Regions from separate parts of the Homo sapiens genome. Here region 1 is linked to region 2. The links are chromatin loops, found by intact Hi-C in ENCODE. Cell type or tissue: IMR-90. All regions are shown on one strand. Region 1 overlaps HDAC9 (histone deacetylase 9). Region 2 overlaps HDAC9 (histone deacetylase 9).

The links. Peaks named below come from ENCODE experiments on the same cell type or tissue, not always from the same donor. Only the 100,000 strongest peaks of a DNase experiment are listed, where the experiment ranks them.
Region 1: a loop joins it to region 2, with 2.7 times the contacts of the local background. A loop is called at or near these places in 1 of 110 quality-filtered maps.

Annotation. Positions count from the first base shown.
Region 1 is chr7:18,855,923-18,859,922 of GRCh38, reverse strand. The region is part of intron 21 of HDAC9 (histone deacetylase 9); the gene reads right to left. Among named protein-coding and RNA genes, the nearest start is that of HDAC9-AS1, 44 kb to the left of the region's middle. In IMR-90, no CTCF peak of the experiment used is centred here; no DNase peak of the experiment used is centred here.
Region 2 is chr7:18,760,269-18,764,268 of GRCh38, reverse strand. It overlaps HDAC9 (histone deacetylase 9), which reads right to left. Exons shown (of 26, transcript NM_178425.4): 15 at 1,992-2,112. Among named protein-coding and RNA genes, the nearest start is that of HDAC9-AS1, 140 kb to the left of the region's middle. In IMR-90, no CTCF peak of the experiment used is centred here; a DNase peak (open chromatin) is centred at 1,908.

The DNA of each region.
Region 1 (4,000 bases), 96 kb before region 2:
CTAAAAATTAAATTCAGTATTCCAATAAAATCATATATATTTCTCTCTCTCTCATTCTCTCACATATATATATATATATATATATATATATATATATATATATATATATATGAGAGCGTTAGCCTTTATATTTCTTCTCAAGAGGAGAGAAAAAGAAGCTTTGTAGGCATAAAAATAAGGAAAAAGAAAGGTCAAACATTACTGTAAGTAAATGTTCTGTGGTTTATAGAATTCACAAAACAAATTACAGCATGACATCCTTTTCAAGGAACTGTTTGTGTCTTTGGAAAAAGTGTGTATTATTTTTGGTTAACTCTACCTTTTGATGTGGCCTTTCTGAGGAAGGCAGCATCATCAAGTTTTTTTTTTTTTTAATTGCGTAGCAATGTGAGATGAACAAGACAAAAGGCAAGCTCATTTAGTAACACATTTTACTTGTTCCCTGAGGCATAGCCAGAAAGAGACTGAGAAGAAAGAAAGAACTTGGGGCCTGAATAGAGTTCTGAAGTGCAGAGTCAGGCTGTCTTCTCAATCAGGAGATCAGCCCAAGATCTAGGAGTGTTACATGTATTCATAGCTAAAATAACAGGAGAGTAGGATTAATTCCAAAACTAAAAAAATAGTTTATGTTGGAGGCAAGGAAACTCTTTTCTTCTAGCAACAACAACAAAATCATCAACCATTTTGACAATGTACTAGGTGCCAGGCATGAAGTTAAGAAGTTTATACATTCCTTCTAATGTTGCAATGATCACAATATACTTGAAATTATGTACTTTGATCCCAATTATAGACAGTAAGACTAAGACTCAATGAAGGTAAGATAATCAGTCAAGTTGTTTCAGCAAATAACTGACTGACTTGGGATTCAAACTCATATCTGTCTGAATCCAAAGATCACGTTCTCGGAAGCTTGACAATTTCACTGCCTTTTAACTGCATTTTTGGATGAAAAAATAGTGTTTCTAAGTGCTCTGATTCAATGAGGCAATGAAGGCATATCATGTGTATTGAAGCAATCACTTCAGTGTTTCTGTGAGTTAGAAGGGAAGTAGGTATGCCACTCAAACTTCACAGGAGATCAGGACATGGTAAAAATGAGACACTGCTGTCAATATTTATTCAGCAGCAACTTATTTCCAGGTACAATTCCAACTGCAATGTTCACTCCACAAAGTACGAAATTTCCATGGTGACATGATAGAGTAGTTTTATTATTTAAGATAAAAATATACTCTGACTAGTTAGACTATGGGTTGTCACTTGGATTAGCATGAAAGCAATTTCTGAGTAAAGTACATTCAAACATTCTAGATAGGAAATGTTAACATAAGCTGATTTGGTTACTTTGGTGTCCCCACCCAAATCTCATATTGAATTGTAGTTCCCATAATCCCCACATGTCATGGGAGGGACTAGGTGGAGATAATTGAATCATGGGGGTGATTTCCCCTATCCTGTTCCTGTGATATTGAGTTCTCATGAGAGCTGACGGTTTTATAAGGGGCTTCCCCCTTTGCTGGGCACTCATTCTCTCTCCTGCTGCCTCGTGAAGAGGTGCCTCCCACCATGATTGTAAGTTTCCTGAGGCTTGCCTAGCCATGCAGAACATGCAGCCACGTGAGTCAATTAAACCTCTTTCCTTTATAAACTACCCAGTCTAGGGTATTTCTTCACAGCAGCCTAAGAATTGAGTAATACATTGATTATCCATTTTTCCAAATATGCAACCATGTGGATCCATATGCACAGATAGCTAGCTTTCTCACTGATTATTTTCATTTTTTGAAAAGGGAATGTTATGGTGGTATTTCGACACTGCTGTCATGATACTGTGACATGCTAAATGAACCACTAAACAGCCGGCAGAATCCAAGATTTCAATGGATAAACATTTGAAAACTAATTTTCTTTTGTGCATGTGTATTTGTTTTAGACCAAATAATACTCCACAGTTATTAGTACATCAGTACTGTACCCTCATATTTAAAAAATTAGCTTGTTTTTAAAAATCTTTTCAAGTAGCAGATATTAGATAAATATTTTCAAATTCCCATTGAAAATGGGAATGTCACATTCCCATTTGAAAACAAAATAGCTGAACCCAACTTTGTCAAGTTTGTCTTTTCATAGATTTTTTCATTTATTAATTTATTCCTGGAACATTCATTGAACATCTACAGTGAATCTCAATGCCAAGGTGCCAAGTGCTAGATTTCATAATGTCAGGACAGATTCCTATGATTCCTATACTTAACAAGTTCAGATGGCATGGATGAAGCAACTCTGTAAACAAATTTCTTCCAGTTCAAAGGGATGCGTTCATTAATACAGATATTGATTTTTTTCTCCCAGTTCAAAACAATAATTACTCTAGAAACTACAGCTATAAATGTGGACATAGAAAATGAACTTATTAATTATTCTGGAGAACAGAGACAAAACTTTATAGATAAAATGATATTTTAATTGGCTGTTTAAACAGTGGCTTTCAAAATTCTCAAACCACAACAAACAAAAAAGTACATTTCACTCCAGGAACTAGTACATACATACATACACACACACACACACACACACACACACAACTAAAACATATTTTGTGAAACAATATGTGACACTCTTTTATCTTCTATTACATTCTATTAAAATGCCAATCTTGACCCTCTGAATTGATTTCATAAACTTTTTATGTGCTGCAACACAGTTAAAAAAAAATAAAAAAAGAGAAGCAATTATTCAGTGAAAGAAAATAAATACTTCCAGACAAAAGGAAAAGCATGTTTTAGTCATAAAATTACCAAAACTATGACACATAGAGAAAAAGATAAAAATTTAAATGAAGTTGAAACATGACATATATGGGAGTGAAGAGTTGAAAGCTGGACTGAAGAAATCGGAGAAAGAAAAAGATAAAGCTGAGAGGTAGGAGAAGAATATATGAACAGACTGAATAACTGCACTGTGATTTCCTTCAAGGCACTTTATGGTTTCACAACAGTGACCCAGCGGTGATCATTCAGGTGGCAAATGAATACTACCTATGCTTCAGGGAAAGACAGTAATGTGGAGAAAAGGCGGGAATGAATTGAGGTGACAGGGAAAATCACAGAGACCCAAATCGATGTTACATTTGATTGTATTGTTCACATTCACCAAAAAAATGTTAATAGAAAGCAATTGATTAAATAAGTTGTGCTATTTCCAAAGATAAATGCACACAAATGTTTTTCTTCCCTGCCATTTATATCACAAACTCATAAACTGAAATTAAGGGAAGCTACTAATGCATTTGCACATTTGTAATGTATTTGTAATATACATTCATAATGTACATTTGCAATGTTTATAATGCATTTGTAGGCTTCTTTTTGCCCACTCCAAGTTCAGTGTAAGAAAAATAGAGGTTCTACCTACATAGTTTATAAAATCAATAATATTAACATCCTTTAGGGGCAATTTCTATGCAGCAGCCATGAGTGGTGGAGAGATAACCATGTGTTCAACTCCCTCTGTTCATTATAGTGACCAAAATAGCAAAATAGATTTTGATTTTTAGGGATAGATTCTTACTTTAGGGGTTTGATTTGCAGTTAAAAAATCTAATCAGTTACTCATGGTTTCTAAATAATACTCATAGTTTCTAAGATAAGAATAGATTCTTATTTTAGGGACTTGATCTGCAGTTATAAAAATCTAATCAGTTACTCATAATTTCTTAGGGGCTGTGAGCCTTAGCGTGAACCTATGATGCCGTATCTCTCAGGACCAAAATATTATAAGAGCATTCTTTTCAAAGCATGCATTTTAAGAGAACAGCAGGATTCATCTCCCATGACTAAATCTCTGCTCCAAAGATCCAACAGATGTTGGGTCTGTGTGCAAAGCAAACACCAGCCTCGCTAATGTGGTCTGTGCTGAATTCTTTGTAATTAGACATCTATCCCAGTGCAGAGTCAAGGTCATTAGAGTAAAAGGCTGTAATGCTTACAATTATTTT
Region 2 (4,000 bases):
GTTCAAAATTAATGAGATAAATGGCTAATTTATTTAGATTAAAATTTTAAACATTGAATCATAGGTACTTGCTGCTTTCATCACATACATACATGAAAAGAACCTTTGTCCAAGTTAAAATTATAAATGGAATTTCATTTTAAAATCATCAAATTTAAAAATGATATGCACATCAAATATTTTACAAAAAATAGGTTTGTTCAAAAGAGTCAAATTTTTTAAAAAAACATCGCCATGTTTTATGAATAAAAGTTTGATGTTGCAAAAGTTTAAACTTCATTTATCTTATAAATATGCCTTTCTCTTAAAATGTGGAACAATGGTTGTTTTGGAGCACTTCTCAAATATCAAATGTGTGTTTATATTCACAATTTGATCAATCCCAGCCTGTTCCAATAAAGTTGGAAGGTTGATTTATACTTTAGGACCAGAGATTTTTAAAAAGTGGGGGGAGGTTTTCTACTTGTTTTTTCTTAACTCAATTAAAAAATAATGACATGGACACAGTCTCCTATGTTTAAATGCTTGAGTATTATGACCTCATAAAATCATGACAATTAAAATGTCTGGTTTACTTCATCTTGTTGGTTAGTTGGGTAGGGTTATTGATTCATGTTAAAATAAGAACATTTATTATACAATATTTGCAGCAAAAGAGGTATTTTATGTAAAGTATCTGCATGTACAGAGACTGGTTTCTAAAATAGAAAGGAAAAAATGAGCATATATGTTTAGATTGATTTATTTGTATTCATATTAATATACAATGTTAATTCGATAGTATACATTATTTTTTATCATCAAATATTAGCAATGTACTTTCTAAAAATTGGATAATCTTTATGTATTCCCCTCTGGTCTTACTTCTCCCCAAGCTACTGCTACCTATACTGCTACACGCATGTGTGGGCATATTTATGCTCACTCATATGCCTGCACTTCATAAATTTAAGAGATGCTTGCCACTTGTTTAAAAAGGTATATTGTGTTATAATGAGTAACTGTTAATTCTTCCTTACAATTGCTTTCCAAGATACCTACCTACTGTATGTTATCTACTTGCTTTCAAATTGTTTAGGACCAGTTAATATAAAACAATTTTGAAATAATATTGAATTAGGTGAAAGAGTTCAATAACTTAGAGCTGACACAATACATTTATTTGAAGGAAAAACTCCTAAAATGTCTTTTTTAGTTAAAACATTTAAAACATGACCCCATCAGCATCTATTGCCAATGTTAGATATTGTTATTCACTTATAAAAAGTTAATAAAACAATATTATCATTTCAGCTAAAATAAGGATTGTCACTAATTTTTCTTCCAGAAACCTGTTGTTTCTATCACTCATATAAAGCTTATATAAAGTTCTGCAATATAAATTTTATTTTAAAATCTGACGATAAAGTTTCAAAAAATCATACATTAACAAAAAACTGTTTATTAGTTTTCTAGTTTTGCATTTAATGTATTATTTAATTCCAAAGGTAAGGCAATAAATAGATTTGCAATCTTGCTATAGAATGTAGTGTGATGGGCATAGTAATAATGAGTTTTCACTTAATACAAGTTGTACTATTTCCTTTGTTTCTTAAGGTCATAGAACAAAGAACTAAAAGATACAAAAAAATGGGAACGGTGAAGAGAAATTTGCATAAAGCATGTGTAAATCATTTCTACTTTAAGTTTGAAAACACAATAAATTCAGCAATGTAGTTTTTTCTATATGCAAAAACACATTGTACAAATGTTATTCAAATGAAGGTTAATTCTAAAGTAAACACCATGGAACCTACATTGTCATTTTCTAATGCAGGATTTTCTTAATCTACAATGGCTTCTGTTGCAAATGACTCACTCCACAGAGCAAAGCTGTTGGAAAAACTGATTTTTTGTTGCACTACTTGCCAAGTATTTTGAACTGACACCAGCGTTGACTAATGATAGTGCTGGAATGTGCTGTTCCCAGTACAGTGGAGGCCCGTACAGACCTAGGAGTATCCTGGGGTCCAGCTTCTGTCCGTCCAGGGGGTTGGTGCCATACAACAGTGAGTGATGTTCAGAATGAACAAGCTGTATTTCCTCCAGGCTGGCTTTTCGACCTTGAATTCGCTGCAAGAAAATAGCAGAAGCCAACAGTACACCACTGACAACATTTAGAAGAAAATGAGACCCCAAGTCACATTTAAGATGATTAATAATGGGCTGAATTTCATCATGTAGGAATGTGACACTGATTTGCTTAGTAAAGTACCATAATAATATTTGAAAAATGAGTGTATGGAAGGTTCAGATCCAACAGATTGCTTATACCTAAATGGGCAACTGACATAAAGTATATTCTTATTTGGCATGGAAGAGAAAGCTATAACACAGAAATTAATAGTTAACTCTTTTGTAAAGTATCAGCTTAAAAACCAACAGGGCTACTATTTAGCTGATAATTAAATTTATTACAATCTTATTTTACACTTACCCAAAGAAGTTGTTAGAACACACTCTTTATTCCTTCTTGAAGGACATAAATAAATACCATTTCATTTTAATGAACTTGATGATCACAGATACGCTAATGACTTCCCATGTGTGCACCTCACAGTAGTATTAGTTAAAACCAATGTTCCTCAAACTGTGTCCCATGGGATCAATAACACGTCAATATCTGTTTATTAATGGTCTGTAGTGAGGTCAGTACAGAAATTCAGATCAATATTTAGAAACTTTTATGGCAATTTGACAGTATTTTTATGTCTTTTGAATCTACTATAATCTTACCTCTCTTCAATATTTATTTCACTTTTGCCGTATTTCATTTTTAACATTTTTTATGCGTATTAGTCTCTGACAGATTGGAAATTAAACAAAAACAAAACCTGCTGTTTAATCAGACACTGTTTGAGACACTCTAGACTCCATCAATTTTTTCCAAAAAGGCTAGGCAGAGACTTTCACTCCAGCTAACAAATTACAGCCCTTCAACACAGGCAAAACTGTTCATTAGGTCAAACCTCAATTATCCAGTATGCAAAGTGTTCTTTCTGGCTACATTCCTCAGCTGGCACATCTGTGAGCCTGATAAATATTGTGCTGGTGCACGAAGTTAATTAGCCTTAACTTTTGGAAATGGCTGTGCTTTCTAGTATTACAGAGACAGTGTTAATATTTCACTTAAAAATATATATAACCACAAGGCAGCTGTAAGTTAATATTGAAGTACAGAACAACAGTGAAATTCAAGGAGAATCTGTTCAGGGAATGCTGTCCTTTCATGTTCCTGACCAAGGAACCACCAGGTAACCCGGAAACATCAGGTGACAACACCTCTCTCAGGACGAGGACAATTCCACATTCAGCCTCCCTAGTTTAAGGTGATGCAGCTGCTGCCAGACTCTTCAATGTTAATGTGTGGTTCACTGAAGGGGCAGGCCAGGACAACTTCAATATCTGACAATTTCTCAGCATTTACTGGGCCGGAGGCCGAGCTGTGCTTGTCACTGAAAATAAATGATCAGGTCACAGTGAGGGAGGATTGGTGGGGGTCTGCAGGGGTAACAGGAAGGGAGTGATTAAAGCAAAATCTCATTAACACTGCCTTGACGTGCTGAACAAACTCATGAATACTTATGGAACTTTCTTTGTATATCATTGAAGTTCTCTGTTTTTGATGCTATCATTCAGCATTGTCTAACCCAATTCAAATTACTATAAAAATAAAAGTATGATTTAGAGAAATTATTCCAGGTGGGTAAGATCAGAATTCTGATGCTGAAGACTAAGAAAAATTTAATGATGGCCTTCTGGTCAGCCATCTTTCTGATTGATTAGAAAACATCTTGAACCAAGTAGCTTGCTGGGAAACATTCAATATCGGAAAGTTTATGGGAGACCAGAACAACCAAAGAGTAGGATGGCATGTAAAGAGACTAAATAAGCATGAGAAAATTCGAAGGCAACATTAAAGGGAAACGTTTTAACTGTGAGATTTCAGGGGGTGGAGAAT